2 separate regions of the Homo sapiens genome follow, and region 1 is linked to region 2. The links are chromatin loops, found by intact Hi-C in ENCODE. Cell type or tissue: CD14-positive monocyte. All regions are shown on one strand. Links, peaks and the distances in the headings refer to the core of each region. The heading gives the core; the rest is flanking DNA.

Region 1 (11,968 bases), core at 1,777-9,776, 51 kb before region 2:
AAATGCAAATTAAAGCCACAATGAAATCCCACTACAGATCTAGCAAAATGGCTGCAATTTAAAAGACCTATAATTCCAAGCTGCTGGAAAGCATGAAGAGCAACTGAAACTCTTATCTACTACTGAGAAGAACGTAAATTGGTGTAACGACTTTGGAAAACTAACAATTCCTACTAATGTCAAATGTATGCATTGGGAACTTACTCATGACCCAGTAATTCCTTAATTTCTTGAACTTGGTGGTAGCATTCAGTTCATGAAAATTTATTGTATGGTACACTTATGGTCTGTGAACATTTTTCTGTATTTGTTTCCATTCCATAAATAGATTCATTTTTAAAAATGCTTAGTGAGTACCTATGATGCACTAGACATGGTGCAGATATCGGGAACATGGTATAAACTAGAAGACCATGGGCCCTGCTCTCATGAAACTGAGTCAAATAAGGAATTAAATGAGCTATTTTTTAATTTGTATAAAAACAAAAATTGTGTACAAATAAGAGCCCATCTTGAAGCTTAAAAATAAGTGTATAAAAATAGTCACATTTGGTGACTATTCCTTCATTTTGGTGTTTGTAAGGCATTCTGTATGTTCACTTTTTCTGACACTGCATTTACCATTTCCTCCTCATCTTTTGACAAGGGTAGAAATATTCTCTACCCTGCTTGAGGCTCACTTCTTCCACCTATCCTCTGAGCCCTATCATCTTACATGTATTTATCTCTATTAACACATGATATTGTTATTTTTCATTTACATGAATGTCTCCTCCACTAGACTGTGAAGTTCTTGAGGTCACACAAGTACTATCACTATTCTTTAATTCTCATGCCTAGCAGAGTGCTTGAGCTATATATAGTAGGTACTTTATAAATACTAGTGGGATGGAAGAAAGGAAGGCTACAGATATACAACTTCTATGTAGGATACTTACATTCTTTCATTTTTCTTATGACATATCTTAAAAATATATTTGAACAATAATCGTTTAGTCAGTTCCTGGTACATAAATTTATTGAAGATGAGAATCTTCAATGTGGTGACATAAAGAGTCCCTTTCTCATAATTTCATTTTTCTAAATTATTTTTATTTTTCCATAAGTTATTGGGGTACAGGTGGTATTTGGTTACATGATTAAGTTCTTTAGTGGTGATTTGTGAGATTTTGGTGCACCCATCACTGAGCATCACACATTGTACCCTATTTGTAGTCTTTTATCCCTCACCCCCTTCCCACCTCTCCCCTCAAGTCCCCAAAGTCCATCGTATCATTCTCATGCCTTTGTGTCCTCATAGCTTAGCTCCCACATATCAGTGAGAACATACGATGTTTGGTTTTTCATTCCTCAATTACTTCACTTAGAATAATAATCTTCAGTCTCATTCAGGTTGCTGCAAATGCCATTAATTCATTCCTTTTTATGGCTGAGTTGTATTCCATCATATGTATATGTATATCACAGTTTATTCACTTGTTGATTGATGGGCATTTTGGTTGGTTCCACAATTTTGCAATTGTGAATTGTGCTGTTACAAACGTGTATGCAAGTATCTTTTTCAAATAATGACTTCTTTTTCTCTGGGTAGATACCCAGTAGTGGGATTGCTGGATCAAATGGTAGTTCTACTTTTAGTTCTTTAAGGAATCTCCACACTGTTTTCCATAGTGGCTGTACTAGTTTACATTCCCACCAGCAGTGTAAAAGTGTTCCTGTTCACCACATCCATGCCAATATCTACTGTTATTTCATTTTTTGATTATGGTCATTCCTGCAAGAGTAAGGTGGTATCACATGGTGGTTTTGATTTGCATTTCCCTGATCATTAGTGATGTTGAGCAATTTTTTAGATGTTTGTTGGCCATTTGTACATCTTCTTTTGAGCATTGTCTATTCATGTCCTTAGCCCACTTTTTGATGGGATTGTTTGTTTTTTTTTCTTACTGATTTGTTTAAATTTGTTGTAGATTCTAGATATTAGTCCTTTGTCAGATGTATAGATTGTGAAGATTTTCTCCCACTCTGTGGGTTGTCTGTTTACTCTACTTACTATTCCTTTTGTTGTGCAAAACTCTTTAGTTTAATTAAGTCCCAGCTATTTATCTTTGTTTTATTGCATTTACTTTTGTGTTCTAGTTCATGAAATCCTTGCCTAAGCCAATGTCTAGAAGGATTTTTCCAATGTTATCTTCTAGAATTTTTATAGCTTCAGGTCTTAGATTTGAGTCCTTAATCCATCTTAAGTTCATTTTTGTATAAGGTGAGAGTTGAGTATTCAGTTTCATTCTCATACATGTGGCTAGCTAATTATCCCAGCACCATTTGTTGAAAACGGTGTCCTTTCCCCTACTTTATGTTTGTGTTTGCTTGTTGAATATCAATTGGATGTAAGTATCTGGGTTTATTTCTGGGTTCTCTATGCTGTTCCATTGGCCTATTGCCTATTTTTATACCAGTACCATGTTGTTTTGGTGACAATGACTTTATAGTATAGTTTGAAATCAGGTAGTACGATGCCTCCAGATTTGTTATTTTTGCTTAGTCTTGCTTTGGCTATGTGGGCTCTTTTTTGTTTCCATATGAAGTTTAGAATTGTTTTTTTCTAATTCTGTGAAGAATGATGGTGGTATCTTGATGGGGATTGTGTTGAATTTGTACATTGCTTTTGGCAGTATGTTCATATACACAATATCGATTCTATCCATCCATTAGCATGGGATGTCTTTCCATTTGTTTGTGTTGTCTATGACTTCTTTCAGCAGTGTTTTGTAGTTTTCCTTGTAGAGGCCTTTCACTTCCTTGGTTAGGTATATTCCTAAGTATTTTATTTTTTTACAACTATTGTAAAAGGGGTTGAGTTCTTGATTTGATTCTCCACTTGGTCACTGTTGGTTTATAGAAGAGCTACTGATTTCTGTACATTAATCCTGTATCCAGAAATTTTGCTGAATTCTTTTGTCCATTCTAGGAGCTCTCTGGAGGAGTCTTTAGGGTTTTCAAGGTAAACGATCATATTGTCAGCAAACAGTGACAGTTTGACTTCCTCTTTACCAATTTGGATGCCTTTTATTTCTTTCTCTTGTCTGATTGCTCTGGCTAGGACTTCCAGTACTATGCTGAAGAGGAGTGGTAAGAGTGGCTATCCTTGTCTTATTTCGGTTCTCAGAGGGAATGCTTTCAACTTTTCACCATTCAGTATTATGTTGACTGTGGGTGTGTCTTAGATGGGTTTTATTATATAGAGGTATGTTCCTTGTATGCCAATTTTGCTGAGAGTTAATCATAAAGGTATGCCACATTTTGTTGAATGCTTTTTCTGCATCTATTGAGATGATCATGTGATTTTTGTTTTAAATTCTGTTTATGTGGTGTATCACATTTATCGACTTGCATGTGTTAAACCATCCCTGCATCCCTGGTATGAAACCCATTTGATCATGTTGGATTATCTTTTTGATTTCAACACTTCCAAACATGTGATAGATGAGTTGTCTCAGTCACCATGCAGCAGTCCAAATTGTAAATTGTTTACCCACTAATATCATCAAACTACTAAATATATCTAAAGTAAGTACTTTATAGCCCTCAAAATGTTTGTATTAATCCATTTTCACACTGCTGATAAAGACATACCCAAGACTGGGAAATTTACAAAAGTAAGAGGTTTAATGGACTTACAGTTCCACGTGGCTAGGGAAGCCTCACAGTCATGGCAGAAAGCAAAAGAAGCAAGTCACGTCTTACACGGATGGCAGTAGGCAAAATGAGAGCGCTCGTGCAGGGAAACTCCTGTTTATAAGACCATCAGACCTTGTGACACTTATTCACTATCATGAGATCAACACAGGGAAGATTCACCCCCATAATTCAATCACCTCCCACTGGGTTTCTCCCATGACACATGGAACTGGGGGAGTTACAACTCAAGGTGAGATTTGGGTGGGGACACAGCCAAACTATATCAATGTTCTGTTTTATAGTCAATATATCTTTGCTATAAATTCCCCAATGTGAGTTTTTATAGCAAAATAAATCAGTGACATGACAAAAAGGAGTAAATTAGTGAGTTGGTAATTAAAAACAGCATCATCTGTAACCTAGCAATCCAGCATCCCTGGAGTTAGACAAAGGCATCCAATAGCCTTGGTTTTGAGACACTTTGGAGTGTCTTCCACATTAACTTTCCTTGCCCTCAGCCTGAATGGGCCCTCAGCAGTCAATAGTTAAGACCCCATCTTGTGGCCACCATTGATTGGACAGGGCTGGACACTGGACACAAGCTAAACTAATCAGAGACTCTTCTCTGAGAACTTGAAATTAGGATCAAGAATTTGGAATCAAGCGATTTCATCTCTCCACTTGACTAGACTTCTAACATGGTGATTTGAGAGCCATGGGGTCCCAGGTTCTGCCATGAGGACTAGGGAGCAGAAAAAAGTGAGTCTACAAACAGTAAGAATGAGACAGAAATACAGAGAGAAACAGAGGCAAGAGATGGGGGATGTGCCCTATGCTCACAATGGCTTTCCCACTTCCAGATACTTCTGAGGCCAGGCAGTGCTTTCTGCCCTGGAGTTCATTGGATACCCATGTTCTCTTATGAAAGGAATCCTTTATGGGTAGCTTAAGCTGGTTTGTTTGTTTGTTTGTTTGTTTTCACTTGCAACCAAGAAATCCTAAGTAATACAAGTTCTCATTCTGTTGTCTCGGAAAGGGGCATTAGTGACTTCTAAACCTTCCATGAAGCTAACCTAGTTTTAACTAATTTTGATTTATATATGTAAAAAGTAACGCATGAACATGGCACAAGTAAAAAAACTGAAAGTAAAAATCTTCCTCTACCCTCAGTCCCTAAGTAACTGTCCTTAATAGTTCTTTATATATCTTTAACAAAATGTTTATATAGATACAGATAGACGTATTGATATTTTATTTTACATAAATGGAATCATTTTACAAATGTTCTGCTGTTTGGTTTTTATACAGTAATATACCTAAGATATGTTCCCATGTCAGAAAATATGTATCTATCTTATTATTTATGAAGGTTGCATAATATTCCATTGTTTGGAAGTACTGTAATTTATTTAATCTCCTAGGACTTAGATTGTTTTCAGTTCTTTAGTATCATGCTGCAATGTCTTGCCCATGTATCTTTGAGTGCTTTTGTGAGTCTATTTGCAGTAAAAACCCCTAAATTGTAATTGCTAGCACCCATGATTTGTGCATTTTAAATTCAATAAATATTGTTTAACTGACTCCTTCCATGAGTCTAACTCTGAAGAAAGGAGCATTAAAACCTCCTGTAAGTAGAACTAGAAAAGGTGTGGGATAGTGAGTCAGATAAAGCACAGAACACTGAAGTATGAAAGGGAATATGGTTTTGTATGACACAGGCCAAAAGATGCTCAATGCTTCCTCATCTGATATGACCAAGACCAACGAGTTCTTAATGGGCCATTTTGAGTCACCACGATATAGATTTATATTCACCCACATCCTGCCTGGTAGGGTGAGACATGACCAGTAAAACCCAGTCCCCCTGTGGTTGAGAATTTATGAACTCAGGAGAACCCTGGAGACGAGAATATTTTTTTCTCAATCTTGCCTCCCTTCCAAAAGTTCTTCTGAACAAAATGAAAAAATGGGATTTCTCCTATCTAAGAGTTTATTTCACACTTTGTGGTTTAGAGAGCAACATGTCACTCCTTATAGGACTCTGGGGTGGCTATGACAATAATACCCATTTTACAGATGATGAAACTAAAGACAAAAAAAAAAGTGACTTTCCCATGGTAATAGAACAAGTAAGTTTTAAAGCTGGATTCAAGCCAAGGACCTCTGGCTAGAAAACAGTCCTTCTTTAAAGCAACGACACTAAGCTGAAATAGCTGATTTTGACCCCTTAAATAAACCGTTTATTTGTAGCTAGTACAAGCCACCTGTTAAGCAATAGTTTTCCAATTGGGTATTTGGGAGCCATGTAAATACAGTTCCTGTGCATCAGCAGGGAGCTGTCAGGGTTTGAACCTTCAAGTTTCCTCTCTCACATTATTGAGTCAAAACCCATCACATGTTAGAAAAGAATCAACTCCACTTAGGAGAGAGCTGACTGAGCACAGGCTCTTAGGAAAGAGATGAGTAAATACTTCCGATAATTAGACAAAAAGTCCTAAATTAGCAAAGCTTTCTGAGAAATTTTGACATGTTAGGAAATCCTCAGAACTATAGAATTGCTTTTCTGCAACCACTTACCTTCCCATTCCCTACTCCCAGCACATAACCATCAAGCAACCAAATGTCCATGAGGTCGGAGTTCTGTTAACAAACCAGCAGCAGTAAATGCTGGCCCATGGGATGCCACTCTCTGTGTCCAGTGGCCTTGGATCTCCACGAGGAAACACAGTTCCCTCAAGTGACAAGAGCTCTGCCTTACAATCATGAGTGTTAAAAATAGATGTGTACATGCAAGAGGAACAACCATGGGAAGTGGTTTTTGGCATTTCCTGTGGTCATATGTGCATCTGTTACCCGCCAACTGATTTCTAGAATGTGATTACAGATAGCTTACAGTAACAATTTTTATACCAAATGCCTAACTAATAAAAACATATGACTCTTCAGAAGTACAAATGCAAGGTATGGTGAGGAATTGAAGAAACAATCAGCATGATTCAGATCCTAAAATAAAATAAATCAGCACAGATTACATGATTCTATATTCCAGGTGTTCTCCTCCCTTCCTTCCACTTTTGATCTACACACTTTCCATCAGTGATCTCATTCAGAACCATGGAATTAAGCATCATCATTACCCTTATAATACCACAACTCCCTCTCCAGCCCTAGATATCTCCATTGAGCTTGAAGCTTGTATAGCCGACTCCACCTTAATATCTTCAAATGATTGTCCAATAAGTATCTCAAACTTGACATAAACAAAACAGAACTTTGTGGGGGTTTCTTCCCCAAAAACCCATTTCTTTCCCATTCTTTCTCAAATAAGTAAATGGTAACATCCTTCACCCCAGTTCACATACACACCTCTAACAATTTTTGTTCATCCCATCTTTTTCCTCATATCCAATCCATCAGCAGGTCAAGCCACATGTCTCCACATCCATGGCTGCTCTTCTAGTCCAAGCTTCCTCCATCTCTTGCCTGGATTACTAAAACAGACCTGCTTTTATTCTTGATTCCTGGCAACCCATTCTCCCCTGCCTAACCCCTCCATCTTCCATCACACTTAAGAAAAAAAATGCCTGGCCAGGCACAGTGGCTCACACCTGTAATCCTAGCACTTTGGGAAGCCAAGGCGGGCAGATCACCAGGTCAGGAGATCAAGACCAACCTGGCCAACATGGTGAAACCCCGTCTCTACTAAAATACAAAAAATTAGCTGGGTGTGGTGGCACGCCTGTAGTCCCAGCTACTCAGGAGGCTGAGGCAGGGGAATTGCTTAAACCTAGGAGGCAGAGGTTGCAGTGAGCCGAGATTGCGCCACTGCACTCCAGCCTGGGCGACACAGCAAGACAGCAAGACTCCGTCTCAAAAAAGAAAAAGAAAAAGTAATGCCTTACTAATACCAGCAATGCCATACAGAATCTAGCCTCTCCTCCTGTCTGAATTACCTCATACCTCATTCCACTCCACAAATACCCAACATGCCTTGTTTCTGCTCCTCAAACATAACAAGCTTGTCCCTTAGGGCATTTGCTTCTTCCTCTCCCTGGAATGCTCTTCGTCCAGATCTTCATATGGCAGGTTTCCTTTGTCATTTGGGCTTCATTTCAACAGTCATCTCGCAGGCCTTCCTTGAGCACCCAAATCTATGTTGTTCCTTCTACCCTTCAGTCACTATCACATATATCATGTTACCAGGTGTTTTTTTCAACATGGCTAAATTATCTTTTCTTCTTCTTAATTTTTGGTTTCCTCCATTAGAATGTAAACTCTTGAAGTCGGGGGCCTTGTCTGCCTAGCTCTTTTTTTTTTTTTTTTTTTTTTGAGACAGAGTCTTGTACTGTCTCCCAGGCTGGAGTGCAATGGCATGATCTCGGCTCACTTCAACCTCCCCCTCCCAGGTTCAAGCAATTCTCCTGCCTTAGCCTCCCGAGTAGCTGGGATTACAGGTGCCCACCACCACGCCCAGCTAATTTTTTGTATTTTTAATAGAGATGGGGTTTCACTATGTTGGCCAGGCTGGTCTCGAACTACTGACCTCGTGATCTGCCTGCCTCGGCCTCCCAAAGTACTGGGATTACAGGCATGAGCCACCGAGCCCAGCCTCGTCTGCCTAGCTCTTGACTGAATTCCTAAAGCCTGTTGAATAAACCCCTGACTGACTTAGTAGATATGGATTGGATAAATCCCTGACTTCATAGATATGGATGAAGCCTGCATGTGACTGTTGACTCAAGTAGAATGAGTCTGCATTACGCCAAATGAGAAAATCGTTGTGTATTTGATCTCTGCCTCATCTGGAAATTTCTTCTAGAGAGAGAAGAGAAGAATTCACCCAGGACTACCAGAGCAGTAACAACTTTTGATAAGCAGGGGCAGTTTTGTCACAGACTTGATCCAACTTGCTTCTTCAGGTTCCCAGATACATGAAGAAACAGAAAGCCCATGACAGATGCATGTTTTCATTTATTCTACAAATATTTATTGAGAGCCTACAAAATCCAAGGATTGTGGTAGGTAGCAAGAATTCAGTGGTAAATGTGACAGAAATAGTCTCTGCTCTTGTTGAATTCAGAGTCTGATGGAGGAGACATATAGTTACAAAGTAACTACACAAATAAATATTTATTTTGTGATGAGATCCAGGGGAAAAGCACAGGATGCTATGACAAAGAGAGAGCAGGAGCAGCTCTTCCTGACCAGGCGCAGTTCTTCAGGAAGAACTGCCATGCTGCATTGGCATTAAGGCAAACTCACAGAAAAGAAGAACCACCACGAGGCCAACCCTTGATCCTGTCTTGTCTCCCTTCGCCTTCCCTCTACTGCCACTCCCTTTACTAGAAAGGTGATTTTCTCTATGCAAGCAGTACAAGGCTGGGTGACCCCACTGCATCTAACAATTGGTCCCATAGGACTTGCCTGCAACAGCATGGGGGAAAGCAGATGACCCACTTGAGCCAGATTCTCTGTGATATGCTCACCTTTGTCCTTCCTCCTACCCGCTAAAAACCAGCAGGTAGCCAAGAACTTATCCCACTCATGAACAATACCGCCATGACTACTAGTACTATTGCTTTATCATCATCCTCTTTGGTTAGCATTGACTTAGATCTTCATTTGTACCACTGAGTTCCCTGTGTCCTAAGCGTTTGCTTTCCTGATCTCCTTCCACGTTCACTCATGTTGTTGTTTCTGCAACTATTCAGGTACAGACGAGAAAACTGATATAACTGTTTACGAACATAGACTATTCACTTACAGATGAGAAAACTGATATGCAGAGAATTAAAGTAATGTGCCAAAGGTCACATGAGAAAGTGATAAACTCAGAGTTAAAACCCAGGTCTGTCAGCCCACTCTCAACCACCATACTATGCCACTTCTCTATGGTAGAAATAAAAAACTGGAAACTTCTCTAGAACAATCTTAGCTCAGGAAGCCGAATTAGGTATATGTTATGATCCTGTGATATGTTACATAACTCGAGATGAAAGAGAAGCCTCATGTATATTCAAGGCTTTGTGGTGCCTGATTTTAGCAGATGTGAACCCTTCAGGGTATCTGTTCGCTAGTTACATTCTGTACTTTCAAGGCACAGTGTTCTTTGAAGATAAGACCTTATTTGTTCTCAGAACATTTATTGGTCAGAAACCATTGTGATCACTTTGCAGATAAGGCAACTGAGGTTTGGGACTGACAAACCAATATGGCCCAAGTCTCCTAAGTTACATCAGAAGCCGATGACAGATTGCAGCCCCCATCTTTCATGCTTTTGGCTGGTCGCCCAACACCTCCAAGCTTCAGCTTCCTCATCTGCAGCATGAGAGACCTAGTCCAGGGCTTCTCTACACACTTCCTTTTCCCCAAATTCACATCACTCAGTGTTGGTTATAGTGGTCACCAGTTAGCTCTGCCTGTCCAACAAATGTACTCTTTTCTTTTGGTGCCCCCTTGTCTATGTGGGAAACCATCCTCTCTTGATAGCCCAAGCACAGCTCCAAGGCCAGGGGAGGGCAGGACCCATTCATTGATACCTGTGCTGCATCCAAAGAAGGAAAGGTCATTTCCCAAAGGAAAATCATGGCTTCACTGACCTAAGCAAGGGGCACAGATGCTCAACGTAAAACCCACCCACGTCCACCACAAGGGACTGCTCTTCAGTGTGCCGGAGAACTTAAACTTTCTCCAAACCTGGATGCAAGAGGCCCTAGGCCTGGGTTCGTTCGGTATGACAAGGGCCCCTTTAAACAGGAAAGCAGGAAGAGCATTCCAGAAGAAGATAGGATAAATGTGGAGTTGAGCAACTTGTGCAAGGTCATTTGAGGCTCTCAGGAGAGAAAGCAGGCCACCTGGCTCTTATTCCAAATTTCCTTCTAACCCCGCTGCTCCTCTGCTCCAAAGTCTGTACCCATAGCTATGTTGTCCCATTATAAAAGGAAGATTTGCTTTTTATTTTTTAAACTTTCCAAATGACAGTTGTTAATAAGAAATATCTTTAATGTTTCCTATTTTATTGAGAAATGAAGAAGAAAAAAAATCTGAATTTAAGGCCATTTAGAAGAGAGGAAGAAAAAATGAAACAAATGTGACACCAATAATAAAGAACACGTGAGATTATGGAAGAAAATAGCAGTGGTATCCCTCTGGACCAGAGGTCTCAAAGGTAGCCTGAGGACTGATTTCGGCCATTGGATATGTTTTATTTAGCCAATACAATGAGTCTTTTTAATGTTGAATTAATTGCCAACATTTAAAAACTGAAATGTTTTATATAAAAAGATTTCAGATGTGAGCGTTTGCTCGAATTAAGGAATAGGCATTCCCTCTGTACAGCATAAGAACTCTGTTCTCTGTGTCTCTCAAAGCATACTCTTCATTGACATTAACTGCTAGTCCCCATAGATGTTTGAATTTCGCAACCTCTGACTTAGATAGTTCTACAGCAGCAGCAGCTGCTGCTGGCAGGAGCTAATGTAACTATTTCCCTGAGCTTTCAGGCTCACCCCAGAACCTGAGCTGCTCCTAAAAATGTTGTAGGAACCTGTACCATTTATCTTGCCATGCTTTGTCAGCTCTGGCTTTGTGGAAGGGAACCTAAATCAATACCCAGTTTAGCTGAAGAAAATGAGACGGTTATAGGTGGGTTTACATCTCACTTAGGCTTCTGATGTCAGAACCGGGAGTTTAACATGAGCGGCTTGAAGGAAGGTGAGTCAGTGAGGTTGAGATGGAATAAAGGAGCTCTGCCAGGCAGGGGGTCCAGCCAACTTCTAGAAACTGCCAAAGCCAGGAAGAGGCAAGGTGGAAGAAAAGGTACTGGTGAAAATATTGAGTCTCATAGAGGAACCAGAGAATAACACCAAAAAACAACAAGATATGTGTCTGAAATGTTTGTACCCAGTCAAGCAAGGGTTTCGCCATTCATTTATGAGTGCATTGAACAATTTAGACAGTTAGTAGGTAAGTTTTAGATCATAGAATTGACTTTATTTTTCAACAAATGATTATTCCTTAATCCATTTATTCATTCAACAAATATGTACTGAACGTGTTCTGTATGTCAGGCACTGTCCCAAGCACTGAATGGCTGTGCATGAGAGACAAGCACATGTTAAATTTTAAATTACTTTATTATGTTTATTTGTTTTAATATATTGGTATAAATTTTGGCCTAAGTCTTCCCTAAATCTCTGTCATATATGACAATAAAGTCCTGGAATAGTAATTTCAGGGGTTGAATCAGGATAGCCTTTGACACAGATAGGAGACTTCCAGCATGGAA
Region 2 (11,968 bases), core at 1,991-9,990:
CAGAGATTGACCTGGTCTGATTTGTGTTTGAAGTTCATACTGGGTGCTGAGGGAATAATGGATTGAATGTCTGTCTTCCCAATTAGACAGTAGGCATTGTTCTTATTTGTTACTTATTTGCTTATACCTGTCTGTGCCCATTCAAATGTCAGCTCCATGGGAGTAGGAAGCTTGTCTATTTTTTTCACTATTGTGTCAATAGTCGCTGAAACAGTGTTTGGCCCAGAGCAGGCCCTCAATAAATATTTGTTGAATGAATAAGTGAATGAATTAATAAAACAACAAATGAATGTGGTAATCACATAAATGAACATGTAAAGGGTAGTGCTTTGAAAAAAGCATAGAGTGCCATGAAAACATATAAGAGGGGACTTTGGGGACTGGGAGGGGTGATAAATGTTGTAGTTTGGTGGTAAGGGTAAAGAGAGGTGGATTCAAGATCTGTTTATGACATAAAATTAATAGGACTTGCTGATGTACTAGTTATGAAGGCTGGGGGCCTGCATTAGATATAAAGGTAAGTTTCATTCCCTCAGCCCTCCAAACTGAACATCTGATTCAATTCAGTTCCATTTGAGATGAGTGAGTGTTTTCCAAGTTGTTTATTAGTTATCTGTACAGAAAAGCTGCAGAATAGCAAGCATGATTTTCCAAATAGCGAGATTCTCTCACTGAAAATGGGAAGATAAAAGGAGTTATTTTTATAGTATCTATGGGAATCAGTTGGTAGCAATCTCTCTGTGATGCTTTCTTCAACACTCCCTCCCTTCAGCTCCTGATATTTCTATAAGGTTTCCATGGCTAGGTTTCCATGACACCACAACAGTCAGTTTGGTCCATTCAGTCAAAAACCTAATTGGTCAGAAAAAAAAAAAAGCCTTTTCCTGCACCTAAATGAATGCAGCCTTTCTCCACCCACCAACACACCTACACATACCCACTGACTCCACCCCATCCCACACACACACATTCACCATTGCTTCTAACACAGAGCTAGGCACACAGATATTTACAGCTATCTGTGACTTCCCTACTTGGGTTAAGATAACTTTCATATGGCAGAGAGTTTTGTGGACCATCTGATTAGTATTTGTAAAGAGCTATTTTGAAGTTAAGTGTTCTTCCAGTCTGGACTCTGAAAGTGACTCTCTTGAGATTACTTGCTAAAGGCAGACGCTATTGTTTTATAACTTACAAAAAATATTCCTTTCATCATCCTCAAAGACCAACTGATATTTCATTATCCTCATTTCAAAAGCTATAGAAGAAAAGATTATTTTCATACATGCCTATGAAACACATGTTTTCCTTTTCCCTTGAACCCCCTTGTTCAGGATTTGTTGGCTAGCCAGCCCTCCTGAGCTTGGCCTGCGATGGGTTTTATTTGAGATTTCCATTTCTTTGACATGAATGTTTTGGCTAAACTCACAGAGGGCTCATTCACAAGTTGTGGAAAGTCTTCACTCTCTACATCCAAGGCATGCCCTCTGTGGCACAGTGGGCTATTGAATCCCTGCCATGGTGACTGGTAGATGCATGTCTCTGTCAACATTTTCAAGTCATAAAGCTATGATGACTAAATAAACAGCATGTGGACTCCATCATCTCAGGCTTCCTATGCAGAGCATGCTGGCTTTGCTTGGGTGGGTTCATCTGTAGATGGTAGGCAATTCTTATGAAAACGATGGAGAGGGTGTGGTATCTTCTCAGGCCAAATGCTTCTGCAAAGTGGTAGACACATAAGATACACCGTAATCATCAAAATTCTTTGGGAGTCAAATAATAGGGTAAGCAGCCTCTCTTACACCAAAGTTACTGTTCTGGGGGTCCCAGAAATGTCCACATTAATTACCATTGTTATAACTCAATGTGCAAAGTATCCAGCTTCTATTGATTGTTCCCATTTGTCTCCAGTGTGTGAGTTTCTAGTAGCTCTATAAATACAATGAAAGCCTAAACCAGGCACTGTCAAGTAGTACAGCCTTATGGACCCAGCTGGGAATTCTGTACTTTCCTGATGTCTGCAAGGTGGTCATATACGTGTAATTGTCTCAGTTTCATAAAGAGCTCAATGAAGGGACCATGAAAATAAATGTGTTTCATTTTATTAAATCTCTTTGGGAGTTTTTCTGGCATGGTTGTATACAGGACCCTGAATACGAATATGGGACAGTTTTATTATACTACTGTTTAAAATATAACACAGTTCCCCAGTGTCTTTTGGACATGTGTTTCCTTTTTGTTCATTTTGTGTATAATGTATGTTACGGATGGGAGAAGGGAGTGTATTTGATCATGTTTCTTCAAAGTTGTATTTCTTGCTCTGGCTTCCAATGTCCTGCATGTTTTGGGTCCTGTTTTTTCTGGTTTCATTCTTAATCACTTGACCCTCTCTCTCTGCAGTTCATCTACCTGTCATTTTTTTTCAATCCTTGACACATTCATCTTCCCTCCCACCCCAGAGCCTTCATACATATAGTTCTGAGTGTTGGACAACTCACACCACACACACACAAACATACTCACAAACCCCACACACTCATCAAGCACAAATCCTCTCCTACCCAGCACTACTAGTCATCCTTCAGATCTCCACACAAGCACCACATGTGCAGGGAAGCCTACCCTGACCCTCCCACGTTAAATCAGGTATCTGGTCTTACATATTCTCATAGAACTTATTCTTTTCCATTAGAGCACTTGACTCCATTGGTAATTATTAATATATAATCATTTGGGTAGTTTTTAATTAATGGCATTATTTACCATAGATTTTTTACACCCTATAAGAAGAGAGACTGGATCTGTTTTTGCTCACCATCATCTCCTCAGCTTGGCACATAGAATCTGGCACATAACTGGCTTGCAATTAAAATTGAGTGAGAAAATGGATGGATGCATGCATGCATGAATTAATAAACATGAGTGTATGTGTGTATGCATGTCTGTGTGTGTCTTTCAGGGAATGAGAATGTTACTAATGTAACTTGCAGAGGGAATTTTTCTGTTCTCTTTAATTCAGGCTATTCTATTAAACAGGAAGTAGAAATGACAGTATTCTTCATATGAATCAACTTCTTTGCTAATTCTGCTTAAGAAATCAGCATTCATTCAGTCACATAAACACCATGAATGATTCATGTGCCTTTGGTTACCATTCAAGGAAAAATCTATTTATATGACTTACAAATATCATATAAATACTGTGTCTTGTTAACTATGCGTCTGTGTTCCTTTCAACTTAATCACAGAAATAGCAATTACTCCTCTCTAACACCATTAACAATCTCCTAATGTGCCAGAGATAAATTACTCAACAAATAAATGTTTAAATACATCAGCAGTGACCTATTGGGTATTATGTTACACACCCAGCAGCAGTTGCCTTCTTCATTTTCCTCTTCCTGCTCCACCTCCACACCGTGGAGTAGCCTGTGGAATTTGAGACCACTCCAAATAGATAGGATGAAGAGTACAAATACGTATGCTGAAGCTTAAAGATAAATGCTGTGGGAAGGCCTTGTCACCCACTACTGACTGGTACAATACAGCTGAGAATGCATTTTTGATCATGTACCAGATAATTAAAATAGTTGCAGAATGGAGAAAGGTTGATAAAAGGCACATGGGGAATCAGAGAGCTTAAAATAGTCAAGATTGCATACCAAGGCCAGATTTGAGTTCTAGCTCTCAGTGGTTCCTGCCCATTCAATGGTGGCTTAGGGAGAAATGGTCAAAACATAATTCTGCTAGTACAGTTATATTTATAATACAGAAACCAAGGCCTTTTAGAATTACCTTATACTTTGGATTCCAAGTATGTGTTCTAGTCTTGGCTACAGGGTCCAACAATCCATGGAATCATGGAAAATATATCTTGTAGTTCACAAACAGTACCGTCTTACAGGACATATTGTCTAAGCACTGCAGTGTTGAGTTCTAGGACAATAGGCATCAAATGTTCATAATATAGTCCTGCATCATAGCTTCCTTTTTAAAAAAAAAAATCTGTCAAGCTGAGAATAACTAATTTTTTAGAGCCTGGATTTGCCATCATAGAAATTATTCTCCTAAATTTGCTATTTGAGGTATTTTTCTAAATAAAAGTAATACTTCCTTTTTGAAGTATGTATTTATATCTGCATATAGATATATAGGCATCTATATAAATATGTAGATAATGACAGCAACATTAAATAGTATAGATATTTATAAATTAAGAAAATTAAGGCTGGGCATGGTGGCTCACATCTGTAGTCCCAGCACTTTGGGAGGCCAAGAGGGGCGGATCACGAGGTCAGGAGTTCGAGACCAGCCTGACCAACATGGTGACACCCCGTCTCCACTAAAAATACAAAAAATTAGCCAAGTGTGGTGGTGTGTGCCTGTAGTCCCAGCTACTCAGGAGGCTGAAGCAGGAGAACCACTTGAACCCGGGAGGTGGAGGTTACAGTGAGCTGAGATCGCGCAACTGCACTCCAGCCTGGGTGACAGAGAGAGACTCAGTCTTGAAAAAAATTAAAATCTCTCATTTTCCTCCTTTTCCTGCTGCATGTTATTTTCCATTCCACAGAGATATCCAGTGTCAACAGTTTGGTATACTTTTATTTTTTATTTTTTTTTTTTTTTGAGACGGAGTCTCGCTCTGTCGCCCAGGCTGGAGTGCAGTGGCGGGATCTCCGCTCACTGCAAGCTCCACCTCCCGGGTTCACGCCATTCTCCTGCCTCAGCCTCCCGAGTAGCTGGGACTACAGGCGCCCGCCACTACGCCCGGCTAATTTTTTGTATTTTTAGTAGAGACGGGGTTTCACCGTTTTAGCCGGGATGGTCTCGATCTCCTGACCTCGTGATCCGCCCGCCTCGGCCTCCCAAAGTGCTGGGATTACAGGCGTGAGCCACCGCGCCCGGCCATACTTTTATTTTTACATAAATAGGATCCTACCATATTTTCCATTCTGCAACCTATTATATTTTTCTTTAAGATATATTTTAAATGTACCATAGAAGGAGGCTTGGTAAAAGATACGTAGGATTATTGTATTATTTTTTAACATCTAGTGAGTACACAAATATTTTAAAATAAAAGGTGTTTTAAAAGCAATAAACTTTTCACTTAAAAAAATCATTGTTTATTGTACAATGAAATACTGAACGTTACACTACTTCACTCTGTTGAATGGGTTACTGACATTCCATTGTTAAGTTATATGATAATTATTTTAGCAAGCCTCCTTTTGATGGACACTTAGATTGTTTTTCAGCTTTTCAATATTGCTATCATGATGCAATGGACAACCTTGCACTTTGCCTCCAGTTGTGATGCAATTTGACAGGCCAATCTCCTAACCTGTTGCAATAATGTTTATGTTTGAGGCACATATATAGACTTTACAATCTCAAGTAGTTGTGCAAGAAAGTCTTAGTACTAGAATATTTGCATTTGTGTAAGAAACATTTAGTCAGAGTAGACATAAGCAAATGCCTGAAAGGTTTGTGTCTACTCCTCCAAAGTTGCTCAGCTTTTCAAACAAGCCCTCTCCAGCGGGATGCGTGTGTTCACCAGATCCTTCCCATGTGCTCAGAAAAGAGTCTGTAGGAGGCCTGTATGACTGAGTGACCTTCAGCCTTGACACAGTCAAACGAACAAAACCATCCGCAAATTCAAGAAAGAGCAGAGAAGGAGCTTCCCCAAGTTGGTTGAAAACATAAGGAAAGAAGTCTGAATTTGGCACCTCTCCCTGTGTGACAACCAATGACAGGCTTCATCAGAATTCAATGTTTCATCCCTGGGATGAGGCCAGACTTGTTTTGAATGTTAATATTTGTCATCATAGCACTTATCCATTTTGATATTTATTAATGTAACAAATTTAGGAGCCCTTACTTTGCACAGGGCATTATGATATAAGTATTGGGATATAAAGATAAACAAGGCACTCTCTGCACCCCACAAAAAACTCCGAGACTGTCTAGATTAGTAGTCTTGGGTTCTTTTACAGCCATGGACCCCTTTAAGAATCTGATGAAACCTGAGGAACTAGAAAAATATGCATCTGCATATATACCCAAAACTTTACAAATGATCTCAGCTAGAATCCTAACCTTGGAAGCCAACTATTAATCCATGGACTCCTTGGTCTATTGGAAGTGCAAGATGGGAAACTGGAAAATTTAGAGATCATCCAGATGAAACATCAGCTGTAAGAATGCAGCCATACCCTACAGCACTTCTCATTTTGTAAAGTACTTTCTCATATCAACATCCTCCTGCGGTAAACCTACTCCATTTTTGTCAGATGAGGCAATATTCTCAGAGAGATGGTATGACTAGCCAAAGGCCACTCAGCTAGAAGTTGGCAGGACTCTGACCAGAATTCAAGTCTATGACATGTACTCTGCTTTGCCAAATGGAGTAGGTGACTAATATGAAATGCCATGAACAAGATTAAAAAAAATCTTAGTGTCCATGATACGGAGATAAAAATTCTGACCAGTCATAGCTTTGCATATGGGCATATTTAAGTTTTAGAAGTCCCTCACCTCCCATACATATGTGTTTACACACTTAGCTCCCCCAGTTAAATTATGTGTTCCTTGAAGACAGGGACTATAGCTAGTTTATTCCCATTTCCTCTGTGCCTAGCAAAATGCCTGGCACATAGTCAGTCCTCATTGTTTATTGAGTGAATGAAAGGTCATTATACAAAGGAAGAGATTAGAGAGATTCGTTTATGCTAAATGTGTTTCTCAGTTCATATTCCACCTTCGAAAACTATCTTTAGGACATGAGAAGTGTCATCAGTTCATTGACATATTACTCATTGTTTCAACTGCATTTTTTGTTCTCCCTCTCCCCGGCTTTTATTAACTATTTGTAATATTTCATGAATAAAACCAACCTGGGTTGAGTCTAGTTTAAACACTTAATACTAAGCTGTCGTTCTCTTCACATAATAAAAATAGTTTCCACGTTATATGCCAAAATAGAAGAAACCTTAAACGATAATTTATTGAAATTAGTTGCAACGTTTAGGGTTTTTTGGGTTTTTTGGTTTAGTTGAAAGCTTATTGAAAAAAAAAGTAGGAGAAAAAAACAAACTGTATCTTACCACCCAACCCAAGCCAAATGACAACTTTAGAAAGTAATGTGATTGCTAAAGCAATAAATGAATGGTTTAACGCCTCTTGGGTCTTGGAAACTGTACCCACCCTTGCCAGGAAGGAGTGAGGGAATAAGTCTGTATTTCATTTGATGGCACTAAACTCCTTGAGGGCAGGATCTATTTCTGATCGACCTTTGTATTTAAGAAAAGTGTCTGGACATAGTGGGTGCTCAGTAAATTGTTATTAAATTAAATTGGATTTTTACAAAATTTACACATATCTGTAACATATGTTTATACGTGTATACATAGTATATAAATATCCTTTGTAGGCAGACATCTTTAAAGGACAAGCTGTGCCCATAGTCTTACAATACACCAAATGTTAAAAGCCCATCATGCTCATTTGTGCATGACCACAGCTAGAGTCAGTTGTGTTACAGAATTCCATCTAGTAAGTGCCTATTGTGATTAAAGTCTCCCCGTATAGTACGAATTTTGTATAATACTGTCTCAAACAGTTCCTAAATAAATAGATAACACAGTCCACTGCTGTATATAGCTTATATATACTTTTAACCTCAAACCAGTACTAGAAACAGCATGCCCAGCCTCAGCCAGTAAGTTCTCTATACCACACAGCCTTCTCAGCCAAGAAGTGCCCCACTGAGTCCCACTGAGCTGCATGTGCTTCTACATTGTGGGTTGTTACCTCACATGAATGGCTTCCTCCTGCCACTCATTTAAGCCTCTGTGGACAATTCTGACCCACAATGGCTGACAAAGACGGCAGATGGTAGAGCTGGACTTACCACAAAGAAGCAACAGGATGATACTAACATACCAGTTTTAGTTAAAACACAATGCTAAAATACCATATTTATGAAGGCTCAGTGTGTTTTCAAGGAAATGGTTGAGAAATTGAGGACTAAGGTCAGCAGGTAATTGGGGATTTAGGAAATTTATGCAGTAATATCAAGACGATAGAAAACATCACTAGAACCTAGGAGGATGACCTACAGTTGGCCATGAACAGGCAACTATGGCTCAAGCTAAATCAGGAATCAGAGGAATTAAAGGAAGTGAGAGAGCAATTGTTAAAGCACAGACCCAAAAACGTATTTGAACAACTCTTTATTGAGCCAGTTCAGTTAAAACTTAGGAGCACCTAATCATTTCAGGAACAACCAAGTCACCCAGGAGAAGGTCCCCTTCTACTTTCTTATCTAAATTACCTGAACACTTGGGGCCATTGTAACACTTAACACATAATAATTACACCTTCTCTAAAATCACCTCCCCTCATCTGGGAAGTGAATCCTGAGGGCTCTGAGGAAGGGGACCAGGCCAACTCCACATCTTCCCTCCTTGTGTTCTCTGGACCCACTGGGCTGGACTAAAATGTGGTCACTGTCCACCAGCACCTAATTTAGCACACTGGCACTTAATAAATATTTAGCACCATCAACGGTACTTGCAGGAAACATCTTGGAAATGAATTGTCTCGTTTTTAAGCAGCTGCTTGGGAATTGTGCATTTTGCAAAAAAACTGAATTGACTTGTTAATAAAAATAAATGATTCCATGTGTTACAGGATATTCTTTTAGCATTAGTTTCAAAGCCACATGTCCCAGAAAACAGCTCCCTTAATAAAAGGGAATAACTCATTTTTGTATTAAAATGATAATGATGCATTCAACAAATATTTGAGTACTTACTATATGTTCAGTACTGCTGTAAGCAATAGGAATGCAGCAGTGAACAAGGCAGGCAAGCTTTAATGGTGTGATTAAATACATAAATAAACAGATATATAGTATGTTACGTGCTATGAAGAAAAAGAGAAGAGAGAGTGATGAGGGATGTAATTTTACAAAGGGTAAAAGATATCTCAGAAAAGGTGACACTCAAGTAAGAGACCAAAATGGAATGGCAGTGTAAGGCGTATGAATATTTGGAGACAGTTCCAGATAGAGAGGAGGGTAGCACAAAGTGCCAGAGGCATCAGCAGGCATGTGTGGCCATAGTCAAGGAACAGCAAGGAAGCCAGTATATTTAAATCAGTGAGAAAGAAAGGAAGAGAAGATGAGGTTGGAGAGGTAGCAGAAGTCAGATTTTGCCAGACTTTGCAGGCCATGAGTAGGACTTTGGATATCATGCTAAGTGTGATGGAAAGTTACTGGAGGCTTTTGAGTAAGGCATGATCCGATGAAACTTTGGGTTAAACAATCCCAAACAACATTAAAACCATCTGAGTAAAGACTTCTGTTTTGAGTCAAAAGTAGACTAGATATTTAGAGAACCCCTTTCTGATACAGCATGCCTAAAAGTGTTGCACGTACATGCAACTGTGTGCACACACACAAATATGCACACCCACAAATACACACACACACATATGTATGTTGAGCTGGCACAAATGTAGGGAATTCTCTGGAGGCCAAAAATATAATTCCATAGAGGTTAGTAAGCACTAGAGTAGCATTTGCAATAGCATAATTTGCCAATTTCTGGTGACTTTGAATCTAAATTTTAAAAGCCCTTTCTTCTGAGAGATAGGAGGTAAATCCTGAAATCTAAGCAGACAGAGTAAGACACCAGATCAGAGACTATTCATGAAGTCATAGAACTCAGAGATCACACCTCACTGTTCCAAAAAAAAAAAAAAAAAACCATCCTACAGAGGGAGCTTATGGAAATAAATGCCTGCTTGGATTAAGGGTTTAGGTGGTGTATTAAAAAAGGAGAGAGAGTGTCTTTCTGAGAATTCCTAAGGTATATAGTACTGCAAACACAGTTTGGGGGTGATAATTTATAAAATCTTTGTGGCAAGAAAAAGAAGGAGGAAGAGGAGGGGTAAGGGAGGGTAAGGAAATTTAAAATAATATGGGGTCAGGAGTTCCCCCAAATCTGCTTCTGCCAACACAAATCCTCTTGGAAAAAAAATTTATTTCAAACACAAGCCTCAAAAACATCTCACAGATGTCTTTGCAAAAAAAAATGAATTCACCATCAAAAATAAACACTTGAAGTAAACCACCATGAGCAAGAGATGGTCAAAACTACAAACTATAGAATCAGACCAATAAGTCTACTTACATTCAAAATATCTTACAAAACATAAAAAGCCTTGAAGAAATATTGAAAGAAAGAGGGCACTAAAATTATAACAAAGAAATTAGAAACTATCAAACTATATTAGGCAGATATAAAAAAAAACACTTTCTAGAAATGAGAACATAAAAATCAAAATTAGAAATTCAAGAAGAGATTAGAAAGCAGATTATACACAACTAAAGAGACAATCAATGAAGTGGAAGAGAGAACAAAAGAAAATATCCAGAAAGAAGCATAAAGAAAAAAATTATATTAAAAGAAAGGATAAGAGACAAAGGAAACTAATGGAATCTAATATACATTTTATTAGAGTTACAGAAGGAGCTCATAGAGAGAATGAAAGGGCAAAAATATTTGAAAAGTAAAAGGGCTTAGAATTTTCTAAAATTGATAAAACAATTCAAATTTAGAAATTCCAAATGGAGAAATAGGGAAGAGGAGAAAGAACAAATGGAAAAAAAAATACATCCTTAGACATAACATATAGTATTACTGCATAACTGAAAGCAAAGGAAAAATGCCTAATTCATGAAATTTAAAAAGTCAGGATAGAACTAAAATCCCTGACAACAATAACTACTAAAGCAGCAGCTAAAGGAAAGTGTGATGCTTACATTAGAAAAATAAGAAACGCTGTAAGTTATATACCTAACTACTTTGGTTGCTAGGTAAATAAAGGAAAGTATAGTAGAAGAAAAGAAGCAGTAAAGATAAGATTATTTTTCCAGGCCGGGTGCGGTGGCTCATGCCTGTAATCCCAGCACTTTGGGAGGCCAAGGCGGGTGGATCACGAGGTCAGGAGTTTGAGACCAGCCTTACCAACATGGTGAAATCCCGTCACTACTAAAAATACAAAAATTAGCGCAGTGTGGTGGCATGCACCTGCAGTCCCAGCTACTCAGGAGGCTGAGGCAGGAGAATCACTTGAACCCAGGAGGCCAAGGTTGCAGTGAGCAGAGATCGCGCCACTGCACTCCAGCCTGTGCAACAGAGCAAGACTCCATCTCAAAAAAAAAAGTATTTTTCCAAAAAATATTACAAATGGCCAATAGGTACATGAAAAGTACTCAGCATCACTAATCATCAGGGAAATGCAAATCAAAACTGAAATGAGGTATCACCTCATACCTGATAGGTTGACTATTATCAAAAAGACAAGAACTAACAAATGTTGGCAAGGAGGTGGAGAAAACGGTACCTTTGAACATTGTTGGGAGGATGTAAATTGGTACAGCCACTGTGAAAAATAGTACAGAAGTTTCTCAGAAAAGTAAAACTACAACTACTGTATGATCTAGCAATCCCACTTCTGAGCATATATCTGGAGGAAAGAAAATCAGTATCTCAGAACCATCTACATTCCCATGTTCACTGCAACACTATTCACAATAGCCAAGATATAGAAACAACCTAAGTGTCCATCAGTGGATGACTGGATAAAGAAAATGTGGCATATATACACACAATGAAATATTATTCAGTCATAAAAAAGGAAGAAAGCCCTGCCATTTGCAACATGGATGAATCTGAAGGCCATTATGCTAAGTCAAATACACCAGGCAGAGAAAGACAAATAATGTATAATATCACTCACATGTGGAATTTTTTTTAAGTTAAACTCATAGAAACAGAGTAGAATGGTGCTTACCAGGACTTTCTGGGGTAGGGAAAATGGGGAGATATTGGTGAAAGGGTACAAACTTTTAATTATAGGATAAATAAGCTCTGAGGAGAAATTTATAGCATGG

The links. Hi-C counts contacts between places; a loop is a spot of excess contacts. Peaks named below come from ENCODE experiments on the same cell type or tissue, not always from the same donor. Only the 100,000 strongest peaks of a DNase experiment are listed, where the experiment ranks them.
Region 1: a loop joins it to region 2, with 8 times the contacts of the local background. A loop is called at or near these places in 7 of 110 quality-filtered maps.

Annotation. Positions count from the first base shown.
Region 1 is chr5:143,600,022-143,611,989 of GRCh38, reverse strand. No RefSeq gene overlaps it. Among named protein-coding and RNA genes, the nearest start is that of MIR5197, 74 kb to the left of the region's middle. In CD14-positive monocyte, for the core only: no CTCF peak of the experiment used is centred there; DNase peaks (open chromatin) are centred at 5,449, 6,099, 6,489 and 7,529; H3K4me3 peaks cover 2,330 bases; H3K27ac peaks cover 2,204 bases.
Region 2 is chr5:143,548,758-143,560,725 of GRCh38, reverse strand. LOC105378208 (a long non-coding RNA gene) reads right to left here. Exons shown (of 5, transcript XR_944374.4): 5 at 956-1,721. Among named protein-coding and RNA genes, the nearest start is that of MIR5197, 130 kb to the left of the region's middle. In CD14-positive monocyte, for the core only: no CTCF peak of the experiment used is centred there; DNase peaks (open chromatin) are centred at 3,085, 5,335 and 6,335; H3K4me3 peaks cover 1,000 bases; H3K27ac peaks cover 2,612 bases.